2 separate regions of the Mus musculus genome follow, and region 1 is linked to region 2. Evidence: chromatin loops called from intact Hi-C (ENCODE). Cell type or tissue: left cerebral cortex. All regions are shown on one strand. Each heading gives the region's core, and the rest is flanking DNA. Links, peaks and the distances in the headings are about the cores only.

Region 1 (6,760 bases), core at 1,398-3,897, 130 kb after region 2:
CCATCATAGGATATTCTTGCCTTCTCCCAGGTGTCTGATCAACGTCTCTTTTCCTCTTCCAACAAGAGCACCAGTCACTCTGCTCTGAACTCTACCAACTGTAAGCAACGGCTCTAATTTTGATCATTACATTACAATTGTTACATTCCTTGGTATTACAGAACCTCAGCCAGAGGCCACAAGAGGCTTCTAGTTCATAATGTTTGGGGGCTGTAGAGTTACAACCAGAGGCTATTCTTCAGTCAGTATTTGGTACTTACCCATAGGCTATGACGCTTCTCTGAGGATTTGGCAGACATGGAAGTCTCACTAGTTGCAGCAAGGAGGGCTGAGTGGTAAGAGCTCTGGAGCTCTGCAATTGCCTCAGAATGGGGGACAATAGCTCTGTCATCATTCATAGTGCCATTGTTTAGTTTCTGCTCTGCAAGACTGTAATAATAGTGGGGTGGGTAAGAGTTTAAAGAGGCAGTTTAGCTGGGTATGGAAGTAATAGAAATAGGAGGTGATCCTTGGCTACATAGTGATTTCCTGTATCAAACAAGCAACAAAAAATGTTGAGCTCTGAACTGAGATATATACTTGCCCCTCTGCCTCCATACTGTTGGAGTTACAAGCAGGTATACCATAGACAGTTTTTACATACTGAATGTTGGGTACTCGTGCTTTGGTGACAAGTGCTTTGCTAACTGAGTCATTTCTCTACCTCCTGTTCATAGGTTTCCAGTCTTAAACTTATGGATGGTTCTATTTTCTTTTTCTTTCTCCCTCTCTCTCCTTCCTCCCCACCCCCTTGAACCCCATCCTAGCTCAGGATGGCCTTGAATTTGCTAAGCACCTGCGGATAACCTTGAACTTCCGATCCTCCTGCCTCCCCCTCCTGAGTGCTGGGATTACAGATGTGACTCACCTAGCCTGGTTTTATGAAGTGTTGGAATTTGTTTCAGATTACCTTAATAGTATTGACACTAGCCTGATGGGTTATAGGTCAAGTACCCAAGGTTAGGGTTAACACACAACCTATAAAGTACATCAGTGTGAGCCAAAAGGTTGTAAACCATACTTCTCGCTGATTGTGAGTTGTAGCCCAAGGGTACCACTTATTGTCTAGCTCCCGTGCACCATACATTGCTGCAAAGACTGTGTGCATTTTAATTCATTTGCTCTTCATAACAGTTCACCGAGTTGGATTCAGTTACTGCCCTCACATTACAGAGGAGGAAACTGATACACAAAGAGGTTACAAGATGTGCTAGTGGAGTTGAAACTGTAACTTTGACACATTGGTTTCCAAGCATGTTGGGTATTCCATTCTTTAAACCGAAACTCAGTGAGTCTTTCAGGTCTGGACCCATTTACCTGTCTGTAATGGGGCTGGCTCTCCAAGGCTAGCCATCCTTTTCAGATCCAAGTCTACACACTGTTCCCAAATTAAACCTGGAGGGATCCTTCGGTTCCTTTCTCCCAAGCATCCCAGTTCTGCCCTCGTGAGAAAAGTGTATAGGGTTTACATGGACTTGGAAGTCATCCAGAAGAACAAGGGTCAGGCCAGAGTCACTCTCAATGAGTGAATGCAGATGAGCTTGGCAGGGCGGGATCACTGGGATCCGGGTTGATGAATGAATTACTGAACAGGCCTCGGAGACATCTGTAAGTGTCTTCTAAGGGTCTGCTATTATGTGAGTTGTAGACTGGTTAAGATGTGGAGATTAGTTTTTCTCAAAGAAGCAGGAAGCTGATACCTATCATAACGTTTCCGTGGAAGCATCTATCGGGATGGAGTAGAGATCTACCAGACATGTAGCTGTGGGGAATGCTTAGTATAGGAGCTGGTTCCCAGACTCCAGGCTTCTCAACCAGCCTCCTCCACTGTAGAGTCCACAAGTCACTGCTGCAGAGGAGGCTGGAATTAGAAAGTAGAGCCGTGTTATGCTGGATGGAAGCTAGGGATTTTGATGGACTGTTCTGTTGGGGGTCTGAGATGGTAGAGCATTGGCAACAGCGAAAGCAAAGAAGGAAAATGGCCTTTAATGACACTGTATGGCAAGTCCAGCCTACACACTTTGGCACGAATTTTTATTATATTTATCTATTTGTGTATGTGCGCATGTGTGTAGGTGAGTGCATACCATTGCAAGTGTGAAGGTCAGAGGACAACTTACAGTTGTTGCTCTTCTGCTTCCTGGATATAATGTAGGTACCAGAAGCCACTCAGGTTGTCAGGGTTGGCAGCAAGCACCTTTATCCACTGAGCCATCCTAAGTGTCTGGGGCTGGATCTTGAAAACCCTTAAAGACCGTAGGCTTAATCTCCTAAGTTGTGGAATCTGATGATGATGCCAAAACCAGGTTGTGTGACATGACCAAATCCTTAGTTTGGGACAGATAGGAGGAGAAAAACTAGGGAAAGTGATTAGTAGGTGCCAAGGATAGCCTGGATGAGACATGATAGCCTGGCTAGCCAAGCAGGACTATGGTCTGCCCTCCACACAAGAACCTGGTATACCTGCTACAGAGAACTAAAGAGATGAAGCACTTCCATGACTTCCTTTCCCATGAGGTGGCTGCACACAGTCAATGATTGACAGATCTGGGCAGGATGAGTCATGACGTAGTCAGCAACACTCTGTGCCAGCCCTATGCCAACTGTTTTACATAAACTTCTCTGTAAACCTCACAACAGCACGGTGAGACAGCTGGTGTATTTTACAGATGAGGAAAAGAGAGTCGCAAAGAAATGAAGCACCTCACCTTCAGATCGGAAGTTCATGGCACAGTGGAACTGCAGATGTGGCGATCTGATACGAGAGTTCACGCTCTCTGCCAGGAAGCTGTACTATTTTGCCAGAGTGAGGTGCTTCCTTGAGAACCAATCTTCTTATTCATGCATGCACAGAGTTTTGCATCCTTACTATAATCATCAAGTTTCATGCCCTACTCTTCCTAAAATGTTTTGCTATGCCATATGGCATCTTCCTGTGGAATGGGGAATTACTTTTGTCACGCTGGAAACGGGTGGTAGGTTTCTTCAAGCCCTAATAGGCCTCCCTTCCGATATCTTCATTTCCAGGGTCAGCCCCAGATCTGGGAATTTTCCCTTGGAAATGACATTAGTCTACTGTGTTCACTGAATGCCCTCATTGGTCCCTGGAGGTCTTGTGACTTGTAAGGAAGACTGTAGCAAATATTTTGAGGCATGGAGTATTTGCTAGGCCTAGGGTTATTTGCATGGATGGAATCTCTGGAGGCAGACTTACCACTGGATGGAAGTCATGCTGCAGTTCTTAATTTCTTTCGCCAAATTGTGCAAAATTTGGAAAAAAAAATATTTGCCGTTCATGGTCACACACTGCCACATTCAAAGAATGAAATTATCAGTTTCAGTGCAGCCTGGCTCTTAGTGGGCATTGCTGTCTTATTAATTGTTCTTATTAATTGCTCTTATTTCAAAAAGTTAGAACAACACATGCTACTCAATTTAGATCTACATTTGCTAGGTGGTGTCTTTTCCTGTATCCTTACTGAATAAATGTATTAGCATTTTCAGTTTGTGACTATCTGCTTGCTCACTTCATCTGCCTTTCCACAGAGCTCTATGAGTCATTTCCTAGGTTGACTACCCAGATATGGGGCAGACACAGGGCATGGGTGCACAAGGAAGGGAGGCAAATTAGGGATTGAGGAAATCTACCTCCAGTTAACCAACATGACCAAAATACATTCCCCATGTACAGCCCACCTTAGTGTGATATTCTGGATGGCGATAAAATCATCTCCCCTTTTCTCAGATAATAATGAGTCCTCCATTAAGTAGATAGTTAATACACAGAAGCATTTAGGCATCAGGATAGATATTCTACTTTAGGAAGACACTACGGGTAAGAGAACAGGGAACCACCCCTCTCCCCAGAAGACCTACATTATAGAATCCATGTACTTCCCTGGCAGTTTCGAGAATAAAGTATAATCACTATTCCGAGAGGAACCTGGGGCCTGGATGAGCACCGGTTTTTTTTTTTTTAACTAGGAAAGTCATAAGCTACTTCCATATCTGTGATCTTAGAGACATTATTGCAAAGGACAGCCTCAAAGGAAAGCAGCAAGCATACCTGTGTAGCGACCGAATACTCACCTAGAACACAAAGCACAAAGGTGTCAGGGAGATGTCAAGTTTAGGAAACATAACTTTATGTAACTATTATCAATGCCAAGGTCTTGTGTATATCTGCTACAGGCTAAATACTTTAGTACCAAGGTCACAGATAGAGTGTATACATCTACCTCTAAGACAGTGGATTCTCAACCTGTGGGTCGTGATCCCTTTGGGAGTTCCTGGACCCTTTCCCAGGGATTGTCTAAGACTATCAGAAATATCAGCTATTGACGTTCTGATTTCACAACAGTAGAAACATCTCAGTTATGAAGTAGCAATAGAATTAATTTTATGGTTGAGGGGGGTCACCACAGCATGGGGAGCTATATTAAACGGTCGCAGCATTGGGAAGGTTGAGAACCACTTAAGAGCTCCCAGGGGGAAAAGGCCAATGAACAGGTGGGAAGTGGGCATCTAGGTCGATGGGAAACGTGTGTGCAGACCAGCCAGAAGATCTCAGAATGGTAAGAACGATGCCTCTCACAAACGCCATGGCAGCATAGTGAACATCTTCCTGTTTACATCTGTTCCCAGTATCCCTGCAAGATGAAACGGAGTCCCTTCCTCCTTCCCTCTTGTTCCCTCCCTCCCTTTTCCTTCTCCCTCCCTCTGTCTCTGCCTCCCTCCCCGTTCTTAACGCTCCCGTCCCATGTTTTACAAATTGCTTGCCCACAACTCCGAAGAAGTTATCCAGGTGTGTGCCACAGGGCATCGGGAAGATAAAGAATGTGCATGTGCCCGGGACAACAGCCTTAACTGGTAAATCAAGTCTGTTCTTCTCACCCCAATGATTTCCTCTTTAAAATTCATCTTAGAGGAAGTTGGGCAACTGTTTATTTTCCATTCTGGCTAGGGTTACTCTGGCTCTCTCAACTCTGAGTAAGAACTTGAGAACAGTCAGGCCTTCTGACCATGAGGAGGGGAGGGGCGAGAGTCCTGGATGGCAGGTCACCAGCTACAATCAACATAGGGGCCCTGGAAGAATGACAGTGACTGTCACAGAACCAGGTTGATATATTGCCATCAACATCCTTGAAGAGGCTATTGAAAAGATGTCACCCATAGGGCTCTGGGGATAAAACAGAGGCACAACTGCCTCTTGCCTTGAGGACCATGGATGTGAGAACATTGGCTCTAATCAAGGGGAAATCCAGCCAAATTACCAGAGAGATATAGAGGAGGGGCCATTTCTGATGTAGGGCACATAGGAAAAGGAGGGGTTTAGCTCTCTCAGTCTAGTGCCTGTTCAGATCAATGGTTCAACCAGCACATCAGACTGGAGGTCCCTTTGTGGGATTTCAGTAGTCTTATGTATATGTTGGGGGGGAAGGCAAATGAGGGGTGCAGAAGAATGAGGGTATACATGCTTTACTTCCAAGTCATGCCGGGGTTGAGTGCACAGGGTAGATTAAGTTGTGATGCACGGTGCATTCGGGAGCCCATGGAGGACAAGCCTGGAAAACAGAATGACTCAACTCCCCTGTCCTAAGAAGCCATTGGCATTCCAACAGGATTAGTGAGAGTCACCTATATTTTCTTTGGGGGACATTATTGTGGCAGGTGTTCACTGTGTATGAGTCGGAGGAGGAAGAAACTGGAGATAGGAAACCAGTTGGGCAACTGTTGCAAAGCTGGGTGAGAGCTAACATCGACCTTGATCAGGGCTGTGGCCATCAGGGCAGAAGAGAGGAAGGGCATGAGACGTGGAGAGGTAGCCCTGCCAGGGACAGACAGCTGGTTTGGTAGACAAGGTCAAGAGATAGAATGACAAGAGGAACTTATGTGAGGGTTAGACGTTGGTCCATGTGCCATAACCAAGGCTGAGTCACTGGTATGGGGGGGGGGGAGTTTGGAGAATTTAAGAAAAACTAGACGTATTTTTCCCCCATAAGAATGTTCATCCTCAAGTGTGTACCTTGAGGAATGAGAGTGTTACCGTAATGGAAGACAAGGTAGATAGTGGTGTTTTGGTTTTGAAAGGCCAGCAGACTTTAGGAGGAAGGGCTGTGGAGAGCACTTTAAATATACTCTCACTATGGAGTCTTGAGAAATGAGTGTTCTGAGTTCTTGAATTTCAGTGCTTGCAAGTCTGGGATCAGAACTCTCTGGTTTCAGATTAACTCCCTAGAAGGTCCACTAAGATCTACAGTGAACATATTCGATCTGAGCTTCTGGTCTCAGATCCCTGATCTCTGGGAGAAGGGAGGTAGCTAGGCTATCATCCATCCTTCCCACCCCACCCATCTGTCCCATCCCATTCATCCATTCAAGCCTCCTTCCCTCCCTCCTCATCCTGTTCCTCAAAGGAGACCTATTACATGCTCATGATAGCTACGTTCCTTGCTGGGCATAGTTATAAATTGACATTATAGCAGGAAAAATTATATGTGTATATTTATATACATACATATATATATGTATATATATTAAACACAGAATATGACACACATGTGTGTGTATGTATTTATATAGTCCATCCCACTTTGGATTAACATACCAGAGACAGATGGTGATCCCAAGTGAAAACAGACACACAGAAGCTGTGGTGGACAGCAGAGTTATAGAGAAAAGGCCGAAATGGAAGAGAAGGTTGTCAGGTGAGGAAGTTGCT
Region 2 (6,760 bases), core at 2,577-5,076:
AGGGTGCTCTTAATCCTTAAACCATCTCACCAGCTGCTTCTTATGTTGGTTAGTTTTAACAGTCAACTGATGCATCCTAGAGTCACCTAGGAAGACTGTTTCAATGAGCAAAGATTATAGTAGGTTGGGCACGTCTGTGGGGGTGCTGTCTTGATTGTTGTGCTGGCTGGTTTTGTGTGTCAACTTGACACAAGCTGGAGTTATCACAGAGGAAGGAGCCTCCCTTGAGGAAATGCCTCCATGAGATCCAGCTGTATGGCGTTTTCTCAATTAGTGATCAAGGGGTGGGGGGGAGGCCCATTGCGAGTGGTACTATCCCTGGGCTGGTAGTCCTGGGTTCTATAAGAAAGCAAGCTGAGCAAGCCAGGGGAAGCAAGCCAGTAACAAACATCCCCCCATGGCCTCTGCATCAGTTCCTGCTTCCTGACCTGTCTGAGTTCCAGTCCTGACTTCCTTTGGTGATGAACAGCAATGTGGAAGTATACGCTGAATAAACCCTTTCCTCCCCAACCTGCTTCTTGGTCTTGATGTTGTTCAGGAATAGAAATCCTGAATAAGATGATTGTTAATTGACCCATTCCACTGTGGGCGGCACCATTCCCTAGGCTGGGTTCTGCACTGCATAAGAGTGAAGAAGGCTGTGTAAGCATCAGCAGCAATCAGGCAGAGGTTCCTGCTTATTCTCTTTGCTGCCGAGTGTGGATGGGATGTGGTAGCTGCTTGAGCTCCCACCTATGTCCCTGAAATGATGTCAGAACTGCCCTGAAACGCTCTCTCCTCCTACCTCCCAGGAGTGAGAGGGCCTGCCCTCTGTCCTTTGGTGTATCTGCTTTTGGAGCATGCTATGTTCTTTAGGGAAATAAATCTTTAAGAAAGCTGCCATTGTTGCAGGGTATAAAGACACTCTCTGGTATTACCCTCAAATCTTCTCAGCTACCATGTTCTTAAGAGTTTGGTGCAGAAAAGGACAACAGAGACCAAAGGAATGACTAGGAATTGAGCCCCCTGATTCTCCACTGCACGTGGCTAGCCTCTTCTCGGGCTCGTATGAGTAGGCTCGTTCTCAAAGTCCTTTCTCGGGAGTCCCTGTGTATGCTAGACAGGCCTAAACTAGAGGCATTTTCAAAACTCTTACCTGGAGGGGTGGGAGGAAAACAAAAAACAAAAAAAATGGTAGCAGTGCCTTGCATGGGAGCCCTGCCCCTAGCTACAAATTACTCCTTTCAAACCCTGCATTAGGCGGGTGCCTGCTTGCTGAAGGAACTCTTGAGTTTTTATTCTCCTGCATGTATATGTTCTTTATGTCCATAAAGTCAGGTTTTGTTTTGTGACTGTAAATTGGAGCCAGGGGAGTTTCTTTTTCTCTCTACGACTGCAACCACAGAGAGGCTTTCTCCACAACCTGGTACTTTCTGCCCCTCTGTGTGTGTGGGCAGAGAGTGTGGGGAGAGAGCCGAGCTTGATGGAGCTCTTCACCTGGTCGGAACAAGAGCTCTGGGTTTTGTCCTCAGCTTTAATCATGACGGGGTGTGAGTTAAAAGCAGGATTCGTAGAGGGGCTATTTTCCTTTTAACTCTGTTTTGAGTTACAGAATGCCAGGGTTTTTGTTTTTTGTTGTTGTTGTTGTTGTTTTTTAACACTTAGGTTATCGCTGAAACAATTCTGCAGACTTCTGGAATATGATAGAATGTACTGGATGGCTTTCTGTTCTCTTTGAATGTACCTCTCCACATTGGCTAATTACAGAAGCCAATTAAATATTTTCTTCATCAAACCAGGGTGGATCGGAAAGGACTTTCTGGTTTACATATTCATTTAACCAACATTCTTGAAAGGTCTCTCTCTCTCTCTCTCTCTTTCTCTCTCTCTCTCTCTCTCTCTCTCTCTCTCTCTCTCTCTCTCTCTCTCTCTCTCTGTGTGTGTGTGTGTGTGTGTGTGTGTGTCTTATGTGGGTTTACCATACCACAGGATGCAAGCGGAGACTAGAGAGAAACCTAACCTTTAGGAATCAGTTCTCTCCCACCATGAGAGGCATGGGAACCAAGGTCAGACTGTCTGGCTTGCTGCTTGGTGCCTTTACAATGGCTGAGGGTACAGAGTCATCTCATCGTCTGTTTAATCTACAGTTTGGAGCTTCTGCTATATGCTTGTGCTTGGAGAGAAGGCTCCAAAGAGAGATGGCATTAGCTCCTTGCTCCCAAGTGGCCCAACGTTATAAGAGGGAGACAAAGCAGACAGAGACAACCTAATAAGAGGTGACCCTTGGCTGCATCTTGATGGAAATGAGCTAACAACAGGACGCAGGAGATGGTGTGTGTGTGTGTGTGTGTGTGAGAGAGAGAGAGAGAGAGAGAGAGAGAGAGAGAGAGAGAGAGAGGGAGAGAGAGAGAGAGAGAGAGAGAGAGAGAGAGAGAGAGAGACACGGTGTGGTACATGTGTATGTTTGCATATGGAGGTCAGAGGTCAAACCCATGCATTGTTTCTCAGGTGAAGTCTACCTTGGTTTTTGAACCAGGGTCTCTCTCTGGCCTGGAGCTTGCCTATTGTGCTAGGCCAGTGAGCCTCAGGGATCCTTCTGTCTCTGTCTCCACTCTGCCCGTCCCCCATCCCACCTCGTGTTGGGAACACAGTCACACATCACCACAGTTAGATGTCTCTGCATGGGTTCTAGAGATGAATTTCAAGCCTTCATGTTTTCAAGGCAAGCACTTTACTTTTTTTTTTTAAGATTTATTTTATTTATTTTATGTATATGAGTACATTGTAGCTGTCTTCAGACACACCAGAAGAAGGAATCGGATCCCATTACAGATGGTTGTGAGCCACCATGTGGTGGCTGGGAATTGAACTCAGGACCTCTTGGGTCATCTCACCAGTCCGGCAAGCACTTTACTGACTGAGCCATCTGTGCGATAGTCCTTAATAAACTTGGCTTCAAAAAAAGTTTTAGGTTCATGGTAATACTAGGTAAAGGGATTTCCCATATATCCTCCCCACAGCCTCCCCATTATCCACGCTCCCCACCACAGTGATAGTATTTATTACCATTGATGAGTCCACACAGACAACACGCCTCCCCCAGCCCCCTATCAGCTGGTGTCTTGCTCTTGCATGTTCAGAGGATTGAAGCAGTGTTCAGAGCCATAAGTCCAACATTGGAATATCACACAGAGTAGTTCAACTGCCCTAGAAGCTTCTGTAGCTACAGGTCATCCTTCCTCCCCTCTGAACTCTGACCTCTGACAGACCTCTTTCCTTCTCTGCAGCTCTGCCCGGTCCAGCATGTCATGTAACTGGGTCCATATGCCTTGTAGGCTTTTCAGATTGGCTTCTTTCCCTTCCGTATCTTTTCATTCTTTGGTAGCTCTTGTTCTGGGGTGGTGGTGGGGAGGCAGGGTCCCAGTCTGGCCTCAAACTCGGGCTGTGTCTGCCTCAGTCCCTCTAGGGCTTCCATGACAGATGTGTTCTGTCAACCCCAGCCTGATAACTCTTCACTTTCAGAACGTGTGGTAACATTCCTGTGCAGATGGGCTATAGCTAATTATCTATTCATCCAGGGCAGAACATCTCAGATACTTCCGAGTTTTGATGAACATCGGTTCTTTAAGCAGGTAAGGAGGACACAGAGAAATGGCATCAAAGTCTGTTTGAAGATTGATATTTAATGTGTAGGATGTGTATGTGGAGAGAGGCTGTAATAGAGAAGGCTAATTTTATTTAGGGAATCATTCCAAAACCACAGTGTGGATCCCATGTGAGAGGCACTTCTACTGTTACTATTGTGCTTGGAAACAGACATAAAGAAAAGCTGATTTATACACTCTCTTTCTCGCGCGCGCGCGCACGCACACACACACACACAAACACACATGGTGAGCTGATGAGATGGCTCAGGGGGAAGCTTGCTGCTAAGCCCAGTGACCTGAGTTTGGTCCCTAGGACCCACGTGGTGGAAGGAGACAACGACTCTGACCTCTGCATGCATACCGTGGTATAAACTCAAGCGTGCACACATGTACGGCCACACACATGCCATACATGTAAAACACAAGACGTTCTGTTGGGATGAATTTAAGTCATGAAGGTTTCTCTGAGAGTCTGGTGGAGAGAACCCCAGGCTGTGGGCTTGAGTGCTGTTTGCTCCTCGTGACTCAGAGAGAACCATGTGGCTTGTGCCTTTCTGAGGAGCCTCGCTGAATGTCTTGGAAGGAAGCCCAACATCGGAGGTGGTGGTAATGGCGGTGATGTGGCAAACTGTCCAATTTGTCTGAACACGGGGAGCCACCCTCAACTTCTAAATAAACTCAGAGTGAGTCACGCCAAGAACAGAGTCCACAGCCTCATTACAGGAGAACAATTGCTGCCCCTATTCAGTGCTGCTTATACTCACTGGGCTTTGCAGATGGAACAATACTGTCGGTGTGCCTGTGACTGGTCAGGGCAATATGTCACATAAAGATTCTAATGGCATCCCTGACACTCCATCTTTGACAGAATTTATTTCATCTGTTGAAGTAATACACTCTGGTGCTGAAGAGACAGATCAGCAAATAAAGCCCGTGCCGTACAAGCGAGAATTGGGAGTTTGGGTCCCCAGAACCCACATAGATGCTGGGTGGATGTGGCGGCCTGCTTGTAATTCCAGTACTCAGAAGATGGAGAGAGGGCACCTCAGGCCCAGAGCAAGCTGGCTGGCTAGAGTAACCATGTTGGTGAGCTCTGGGGAAGCCTGACTCAGTGAACAGGGTGAAGGGTTGAATGAGATCCAGGGAGGCTTTCAACATTAGGCTTAGGGCTCTCTCTGTCTCTCTCTCCTTCTTTCTTCTTTCTCTCTCATACACACAAACACACATAAACACACATATAGCAGCAACACACACACACACAGACAAGTGTGTGTGTGTGTTTGTGTGTGTGCCTGCCTACCCACTCATGTGCAAACATGCATACATGCACACACGCCATACACACATACGTGTAGAGTAACACAATTGTGGGCCCCATGAAATTGTCCCTTGAATGCGCCAAAATTGTTGATATCTCTGTCAGGACCGGTGTCCCTGAGGATGTCAGGGTTGACAGCCTGAAGAGCTTTTATTCCGCTCACTTTAATTCTCCCCTTCCTCTCTAGCCCCTTACTCAATACATAAGCTCCGTGGTTATGCAGATTGTAGAACGCCTACCTAAGGCTTAACGCCTAAAATCCCCATTTAAAAGAGAACATAGGATATCTGTTGACTTGTAGGGTCTGGATTACCTCAGTCAGGATGATTATTTTTTTATAGCTCCATTCATCCATTTACCCATAATTTTCATAATTCTTTTAACAGCCAAATAATGTTTCGTTTTCCATTTTTATTATTCATCCATTTGCCTAACCAGTCGACGGGCATCAAGGCTGTTCTCAGTGTCTGGCTATGGTGCATAGAGCAGCAGTGAACATGGCTGAGCAAGCATCTTCTCTGCAGTGGGATGAAGCATCCTTTGGGTAGATGATGCCCAAGCGTGGTCTAGCTGGATCTTGAGGTAGAGCTATTCCCATCCTTGCCTAGAACCAGAGCGCACTGCTTTCCATAGTGGCTGTACAAGTTTGCATTCCCACAGCAACGGAGGAGTGTTCCCCTTACCCCACATCCCTGACAGTATGAGCTGTCATTTGTTTTATTGATCTTGGCCAAGGTGACTGGTAGACGATGTAATCTCAAAGTAGTTTTTCTTTTTTTGATTTGCAGTTTGCAAGAGCATGTCGAAAGTATAAGGGAGTCTTAGGAGGGAGGTAGCTATTGTTAATCTGGGGCCAGCCCCACTTTTTTTTTTTTTTAAACAGGCTCAACAGCTCAACAGTGTGGGGATCTCTTTTACCATAGTGAACTATGAGAATTCTGACCATAGCCATGTCTTTGGAAAACAGATATTCACATATCTGGGAGAAATCCAAAGTTAAGTCATCCTGCAGGGGCAAAGAGCCTGTTGGTGGCAGTGCTACGTACAACAGAGAGAACAACACTCCATTCACCTCGTTAGTAAACAAAGTAGAGATAAATATTTACCATGAGAAAAATGTTTCACCGCCAAAGGTTCGAGGAAGCAATGCTGGTGATTAACTTTCTAGTTACGGAAGTTGACTGAGGAAGATGGGCAGGTACCCGAGACAGATTGCGTACAACAGTAGCCAGCAACTGATCCATGTACAGGGCTCTGTGAACTGAGTTCCCCTACGCAAACACTCAGCGAGGTCAGAATTTGAGGTGAGGGCTAGGAAAATAAACTCATTCATTTCTCCAAATCCTTCTTAATATTGACGCAACAGTCTGTCAGTTACTTTGTATTAAATGTTTTATTTAATATTCATACATGCATATAGTATATTTGGATCCAATTCACCCCCATCCTCTCCCCTTAAATTCCTCATTTTCCTCTCTCAACCTCATCTCTTGTTTTTTTGTATTTTTGGTTTTTGTTTGTTTTTTTTGTTTTTGTTTTGTTCCTTTTTTTTTTGAGATAGGGTCTCACTATGTATCTCTCTGTCTCTGTCTCTCACTAATTTAATACTTAGAGTCCATTTAGTGTGGATGGCTGTGAGACCATCTATCAGCGGTTCTCAACTTTCCAAATGCTGTGACCCACTAATACCATTCCTCATGTTGTGGTGACACCCTCCAACCCTAAACTTATTTTTGTTGCTACTTTGTAACTGTAATTTTGCTACAGTTAGGAGTCATGTAAATATCTGACACGTGACCCCTGTAAAAGCATCATT

What was found. A loop is a pair of places that touch in the nucleus more often than their neighbours do. Peaks named below come from ENCODE experiments on the same cell type or tissue, not always from the same donor. Only the 100,000 strongest peaks of a DNase experiment are listed, where the experiment ranks them.
Region 1: it touches region 2 in a loop (5-fold over the local background); 2 of 42 quality-filtered maps call a loop at or near these places.

The regions. Positions count from the first base shown.
Region 1 is chr10:67,485,051-67,491,810 of GRCm38, forward strand. No RefSeq gene overlaps it. Among named protein-coding and RNA genes, the nearest start is that of Gm51825, 5.8 kb to the left of the region's middle. In left cerebral cortex, for the core only: no CTCF peak of the experiment used is centred there; a DNase peak (open chromatin) is centred at 2,637.
Region 2 is chr10:67,356,785-67,363,544 of GRCm38, forward strand. The region is part of intron 2 of Gm46230 (a long non-coding RNA gene); the gene reads left to right. Among named protein-coding and RNA genes, the nearest start is that of Gm46230, 10 kb to the left of the region's middle. In left cerebral cortex, for the core only: no CTCF peak of the experiment used is centred there; DNase peaks (open chromatin) are centred at 3,796 and 4,224; H3K27ac peaks cover 259 bases.